2 separate regions of the Homo sapiens genome follow, and region 1 is linked to region 2. A link is a contact called in ENCODE Hi-C or POLR2A ChIA-PET data. All regions are on one chromosome and are shown on one strand. Each heading gives the region's core, a stretch centred on a gene start or an enhancer-like site at or near the end of the contact. The rest is flanking DNA. Distances are from core to core; before and after follow the strand shown. Region 1 holds the start of PSMB3 (proteasome 20S subunit beta 3). Region 2 holds the start of PIGW (phosphatidylinositol glycan anchor biosynthesis class W).

Evidence for each region. Hi-C counts contacts between places; a loop is a spot of excess contacts on that map. ChIA-PET counts read pairs that join two places held with the same protein, here RNA polymerase II (POLR2A). Pooled maps may share reads with other maps.
Region 1: a pooled map shows a loop between it and region 2 (5-fold over the local background). The contact joins the promoter of PSMB3 here to the promoter of PIGW in region 2. A Hi-C loop is called at or near these places in 6 of 50 pooled maps. POLR2A ChIA-PET finds 5 or more read pairs at or near these places in 2 of 52 experiments (H1 and PC-9).

What each region holds. Positions count from the first base shown.
Region 1 is chr17:38,751,086-38,754,567 of GRCh38, forward strand. PSMB3 (proteasome 20S subunit beta 3) reads left to right here and starts at 1,656. Exons shown (of 6, transcript NM_002795.4): 1 at 1,656-1,744; 2 at 2,065-2,249. The coding sequence starts at 1,742. It overlaps TRN-GTT2-5 (tRNA-Asn (anticodon GTT) 2-5), which reads right to left and starts at 769; the gene lies at 696-769. It overlaps LOC100287808 (a long non-coding RNA gene), which reads left to right. Exons shown (of 1, transcript NR_149004.1): 1 at 1-667.
Region 2 is chr17:36,533,180-36,536,594 of GRCh38, forward strand. It overlaps PIGW (phosphatidylinositol glycan anchor biosynthesis class W), which reads left to right and starts at 1,808. Exons shown (of 2, transcript NM_001346754.2): 1 at 1,808-2,413. It overlaps MYO19 (myosin XIX), which reads right to left and starts at 1,689. Exons shown (of 26, transcript NM_001163735.2): 1 at 1,582-1,689; 2 at 774-925. RefSeq lists an enhancer at 380-1,055.

The sequences.
Region 1 (3,482 bases), core at 406-2,905, 2.2 Mb after region 2:
TTATACCTTTTATCTCCCCCAAACAAGGTCCTTAGTCAGTTTCTCCTTCTATTTCCCCATCTTCCTCCCCCACCTCCCTGTGTAGTTCTAGGGGGAAAAAATGTGTTGTTTTCCTTTTTTTCTGATGCTTCTAATATTAAATGCGTCTATTTTCCCACTCTCCATTGTCTTGAGGTCTTCCCCTACCCACCCTGCCTAGTTCTGTCACGTCCCTTCTTTCCCTGTATCACAACAATGTTCTCCCTTTCTCACCTTTGTTTCTCTTCATACTTGTTTCTCTCTCTGTGTCTCTCTCATTCTCTTCCCTTCCAAATGTAGTATTTGGAGACTGTAATATCGATTGAGGCAGACAATAGAAAACTGTCGAACCTCCACTGTAAATTCATTCTTAATCCTATGAAAAAATGCATCCTGAAACGTGTTGCATGCACAGTGAGACAAAAACCTGTGTCTTTAGGTTTCCTGCGATCTAGCTTGGAGGCGGGTTGGGGGGGTGTGGAGGGAAGTGCTGGAGAAATTATCCCATTATTGACTGAGCAGCAAAGAATTTTCAAGAACAGTGATTCTCCTAGAAAAAGTATTGCTGCTGCCATTTCAATGCAAAATTTGGCTTTTGAGTAAAAGGCTTAGGTTTTTATCTTCCGGGGAGAAAAAAAAAACCCAAAAGACAAAAAAAAAAAAAAAAAAGGTCATAGCGTCCCTGGGTGGGCTCGAACCACCAACCTTTCGGTTAACAGCCGAACGCGCTAACCGATTGCGCCACAGAGACCGAGTCGACTACCGGCGTAGTAGTGAGCCGAGTCAATGGGAGCGAGCCTGGACGGCGCAGACGCCGTAAGAGATGCCGCCATCGGGCGAAATAAGTGGAACCCGGGGGAGAAAGGGAAGGATCCTGATGGGGGAGGGAGGCGAAAGAGCTTGGGAGGAGAGGACGCGGGACGTGCACGCCCTTCCTCCATTGGAACGGCGAGAGGTCGACTCTGGCTATCCTCAGGTTCTACCTCAAACGTGGAGAGGCGCGGAACGTCCCTTTTTAGGGTGACCTGAGATTGAGGATACGTGAAGTCGGGCCGCAGGAAGTCCCCCAAATCAGAACAAGCTTCGGCTTCCAAACTCCCTTTCACAGCTGAACCCCTGCAGCCGCAAAATACCCGCGACGCCTACACGCGACGCCTTCCCCTTCCCACCTGCATCATTAAATTTCCATTTAATGGGCGCCTCCTATATACTAGGCACTGTTGTGGGCCAGTGAATATTCCGAGCCTAGGCAAGTGCCTGGTACACAGTAAACGCAGGATTTCTGGAGTGAATAAATAAGCTAGCACGACTAATACGACGAACTCATACATCACGTTGATAAGCGTCACGGTGCCCCTTCAGCTGGGGCCGCAGCTTCCTAAACCCAGTTTCACCAGCCCACGTGCGCGCAGGCTCCGCCCCCAGTCCCTGAGGTCCCGAGTCCAGGTCCGCCGAGATCCCACTATGCACCGTGTCGCAAGTCTCTTCCGCAGCCACAGTGACTTTTCACTTCCGCTTTTCCCGCCTCCGTTTTGACTTTGCAACCAAACTACCTGTACTGGTGACCGACAGGGACGTGTGACCAATAGAAAGCCCAGATGTCCAGGAAGAGTCCGCCTATCAGCCAATGAAGAGACAGCAGTGAGAGCGGTTGCGCAGTGAAGGCTAGACCCGGTTTACTGGAATTGCTCTGGCGATCGAGGGATCCTAGTACACCGCAATCATGGTGAGATGGGGAGTTAAAGCAAAGGGGCATGGGGAAGGATTGAGAAGCGGAGGGGGTCAGGAGAGGCTTGGGGACGAAAAGGGCCTAGGGTCGATGGAAGGAAGCGGTTTCAGTTCGAGGGGAGCGGGCCCCGGTGAGGACCAAGAGGGTGAGTGCGGCTCATTGCCGCCACACAGTGCTCATCCCAGCTGGAGAACCAGGGGTTCAGACGCCTCCGGAATGGAGAACGGGCGTACAGGAGCCTCCGCATCAGGAGCTGGGCCGGGGGCTGTGGCAGCGTTTGACCCCCCGCGCTGACCCCTCCGCTCTGTCTGTCCTAGTCTATTATGTCCTATAACGGAGGGGCCGTCATGGCCATGAAGGGGAAGAACTGTGTGGCCATCGCTGCAGACAGGCGCTTCGGGATCCAGGCCCAGATGGTGACCACGGACTTCCAGAAGATCTTTCCCATGGGTGACCGGCTGTACATCGGTCTGGCCGGGCTCGCCACTGACGTCCAGACAGTGTAAGTTTCAAGGGTCCCCGCCCACACCCAGGCCTCTTCTTGGACCATCCAACCCCGGCGTCTTGACCGGCCAAGGTGTCAGTCATCTACCACACACCACCAGTGAGTTTGAGACTTTGCCGCCTCCAAAAAACATGTCCTTCCCTTTCTTTTTTTTTTTTTTAGACAGGGACTTGCTCTGTCACCCAGGCTGGAGCTCAGTGGCATGATCTCAGCTCACTGCAACCTCCACCTCCCAGGCTCAAGCGATTCTCGTGCCTCAGCCTCCTAAGTAGCTGGGACTACAGGCGCGCACCACCATGCCTGGCTAATTTTTGTATTTTTAGTAGAGACAGGGTTTCACCATGTTGGCCAGGCTAGTTTCGAACTCCTGACCTCAAGTGATCCACCTGCCTCAGCCTCCCAAAGTGCTGGGATTACAGGCATGAGCCACCACACCTGGCCTGACTTTGATTTTGACAACAATTTTGAGCAGACAAGACAAGCCCAATAGAAACATCTTGCAAGCAGTTGGGGTTTTGTTATTACATCTCAGGGTTGGGGAAGCATTGGCAATGTGCCAAATCTATGGGAGCAGATTCTGGAGAGACAAAGTCTGTAGGGAGGGAAATAATGAGCGGCAGTTTGAGAGCTGAACGTTACATTTAGCAGTGAGGGGCGAAGAGAAGCCAGAGAAGAATAAGAGAGGAAAAGAACGGTGATAGGTTTTCAGGAGGGAATACGTGGTCACAGGGGGCAGGTCCTGCAGGGTACTGGTGCCTGAGGAGCAGCAGGTCCTGGATTTGTTTCCTAGAAGGTGGAGAGACTAGCTCACAAGCGTGGGTGGATGCCTGTCAGAAAATGTTCTCATTTCGGCTGGGCGCGGTGGCTCACACCTGTAATCCCAACACTTTGGGAGGCTGAGGTGGGCGGATATCTTGAGATCAGGAGTTCCAGACCAGCCTGGCCAACATGGTGAAACGCTGTCTCTACTAAAAATACAAAAATTAGCCAGGCTGGGTGGTGGGCACCTGTAATCCCAGCTACTCGGGAGGCTGAGGCTGGAGAATTGCTTGAACCTGACAGACGGACGTTGCAGTGAGCTGAAATTGTGCCACTGCACTCTAGCCTGGGCAACAGAGCGAGACTCTGTCTCAAACAAAATAAAAAAAGAAAGAATAAAAGAAAATGTTCTCATTTCTCTTAAAACTCCCTGAGTCTCAAGAACATAACACTTACTGAGATCTCACCCAG
Region 2 (3,415 bases), core at 558-3,057:
AATCTGCCTCATAAGGAGTGGTTGTGAAGGTCAATGAGGTCATGGTTTGACAGCACCACACAAAGTACGAATCTGAGTATTCACTCAGAGGATAAACACTGTTAGCACTACGACTAAGGGTTGATGATCCATTTGGGAGCGCTAATCAGGTGAACGGTCCAGTGTCAACTTCAAGAAGGTGAGGATTTCAGGGAGATGAATCCATCTGGGAGGTGGGGTGTTGTGAGGCTGGGCCTAAGCCAATCTTTGAAGAATGGTTAAGTGACCCTCAGACTTGGAATTTTCTAGGCCTTGGCACCACCCCTAGCAAGGAGAGATGAGGCTGAGGGTGAAGCGTGCCTGCAATGGATTAACCCTGGTGGAGACTTTCTTGAGGCTCTGAATACATCAAGTCTTTAAAGAACCCAGGGATAGGGACTTCCATAGAAGCTGGAAAAAGGACAATTGAGGCGGAAACAGGTATCAGGACCGTGCTGGACCACTTAAGGTGTGGTGCTACAGCCCTAAAAGATCCTGACCCTGGACACTGACTGTACCCCATCCAAGGGACAGCCATGCAGAGGGCTCCAGAGAACAAAGCTCTTTCAACTGGGAACTCATCTCAAGCAATAGGTCCAGAGGGGCAGCACAACAGGTTTGGGGTTTGAATCCAAAACCCAAGGCCCCTGGCACAGAACCCAAGAACTAAGCCTCACTCTGTTTCCTCGTTTACAAAACGGAGTGATAATATCCAGATCTCACGGGGCTAAATGAAGCGTTAAAGGGGCTAATACCTGTGAAAGCGCTCTGCAAATGTTATTACGATGCAGCATCAGCTCCTAGCTGGAGTCAAGTGAGATTAGAGCAGTTTTCTCCAGTTCTCCCAGCTCCTGCTCCAGTCGGTTTCGCGGTTACCAGCCAAGAATTTCTGGAAAGGGTGTGAACACTGTGGGCAGAAAGGAGACGGTAATGAGTAAATGGAACACCGAATCAAGGCAAGTGGCAACCTGATCACCAGTCCCTCCTTCTCAGACTGTTTCTTTCTAGGCATGGAGGACAGTGGGAGGGCAGACGCTGAGAAGCGCTGGGTAAGGATCTCATCAGTCCAGCTGGCTCCGCCCCCAGGTTCCCGGCGGGAACCGGGGACTCAAGGTCCGGGCGTCGTGCCGCAAACCCAGGGCTGGGATGCCGTTCCGGAAGCACCTGGCACGGGGAGAGTATGTCCTTCCCAGGAAGGTGGACGTGACCCCAGCCAAGGGCGCAGCTGCCCTGACACCTCCCGGGACCAGCCGCCCCCTCCCGGGGTCCTCAGCTGGGCGAAGAGTGGAGCAAGGACCCTCTCCCCCCAGGCCGCCCCCTGCCGGCCAGGTGGAAAGGTGGAGGGTGATCAAGAAAGACTTGTTTCAAGCAAGAGCCAAGAGCTGGGCTACCCCCTCGTGAGACACAAGAGGGTCAAAAGGAAAAGGCAAAAAGGAGGGAAACGGCGCTTTGGAAGGGGAGGTGGAGACGCCTACTTCTTCCTCACCGCTGCGGGGCAAACTGGCCTCCCAAGCCCCTTCCGCGTCTGAAGGGCTTCAGATATAGGTTCGGGTTGACACTCACCGGTCCCACGGCCCGAGCCGCCGTGCTTCAGGCCCCCGCCCGGCCAGACTGGAAAGGCGGGCGGGCCAGGTCAGGCGGCGGGAAGAACACGGGCAGGAGAGAAAAGAGGAGGGGCAAGAGCGTGCAGTGAGGAAAGGAACCTGGGAGCGCCGAACCGCACCCCGTCGGCTGCGGCACTGCTAAGTGGCCGGGGGTCGGCCGGCTCCTCCCTAGGGGCGGGGCGAGCACTCGCGGCGCGGGGCGCGCACGTGGCTTGGCCGGGACGCCTGGTCCGGCTTGCTGGCTTCAACTACGGTGAGATGTTTTGCGACCCTGGGGTAAAATGAGGGTAAAGCGGCAGCTTCCCACGTTCTGGGGGAGAAGCGCGGAAGCACGGTTTCCTGGGCCTTCGGGCGACACCAGGACTGGGGGTCTTTCAGTAGAGGTCGCCGCGGCGGAGTCTTGTGCGAGTGCGGCGGAGTGTTGTGCGAGGCCGGCGGACACCATTACCCTGATAGGGCCTCGCCGTGAGGTCTGAGGGGCCGTGTGAGGTGCATGGCGCGCCGTTTCCTCTCCAGGCGCTCCTCTCAGGGCTACGGCCCTAGAAGATCTGGCCTGCACCAGCCCAAAGGACATGACAGGAGTGGGTAGCCCACGGGACACTGGCACGAGCGCCATGATGGGCGGAGACGCGCGGAATCGGCCGGCCCGGAAGTGCCAGCTGCCTGCGTCGGCCGGAAGTGCCGCGCGGGAGGCGGAAGCGGCTGGTTCCCGCGTGGTTTGGCGGGTGCAGCGGCAGTCCGGCTGCCCTTCCCACGTAGACCGTCTGCTGGGGGCGCCGGCACCATTTGGAGTACGTGAGGTATACGGGTAGGGCGCGGCCAGGTCGGGCGTCTGTTAGGAAAAAGACTTTTTATTTTTATGTTTATTTTTTAAGAGACGGAGTCTCGCTCTGTCGCCCAGGTAGGAGTGCAGTGGCGCGATCTCGGCTCACTGCTGCCTTCCACCTCTGGGCTCAAGCGATCCTCCCGCCTCAGCCTGGCATTACAGGCGCGCACCACCACGCTCAGCTAATTTTTAATTTTTCTTTTTTTTTTTTTCACTCCTGGCCTTAAGCGATCCTCTCTCCTCCCAAAGCGCTAGGATTGCAGGCATGAACCACTTCTCTCGGCTAGGACTTTTATTTTTAATGGTCAACTGATTTGAGTTGGTTACTGTGAGATATTGTCACAGGTTCCAGACAGGCCATAATGCACGCATGCATTCACTTACTTATTCAGCTCATGGTACATTTAGAAACTCTAGGTTCATGTTTAACCAACAAATGTGTTCTTCCAGTATGCCGTTTTTCAGACAATGATGTGTGGCATTCAGAGGTGTTTTACAACCCTTAATAAAAGAGCAACTAACACTAGTATGTGCTATACATCCATTCTTAATGCACCCACCGTACCTACTTCCATCCTAACCTGAAAACATAGCTGTCTGTAAATGAGGAAAGGAGCAGCCTGGGGATCCAGAAATCACTGCAGGGGTCACGTTTTGTACCAAGGCAGTAGGTTTGGAGAGGCTCTGAACTGGAACCAAGGCCCCCAACTTCAAAATGTACTTGGCCCCTAGCGTTTGAATTTGCTTTAAGGTCATTAGTAAATCCTATTCAATTTGCATCAAAGAATCTTCATGATACGTACTGTGCTCCATAATAGAAATTCCCATCTGCCTATGATGCCATTCTCAGAGTTTATATCCCAAATTCGCTCTCTTTTCCTTTGCTTTTTCTTTTCCTTTTTTTTTTTTTTTTTTTGAGATGGAGTCTCACTCTGTGGCCCAGGCTGGAGTGCAATGGCTCACTCCA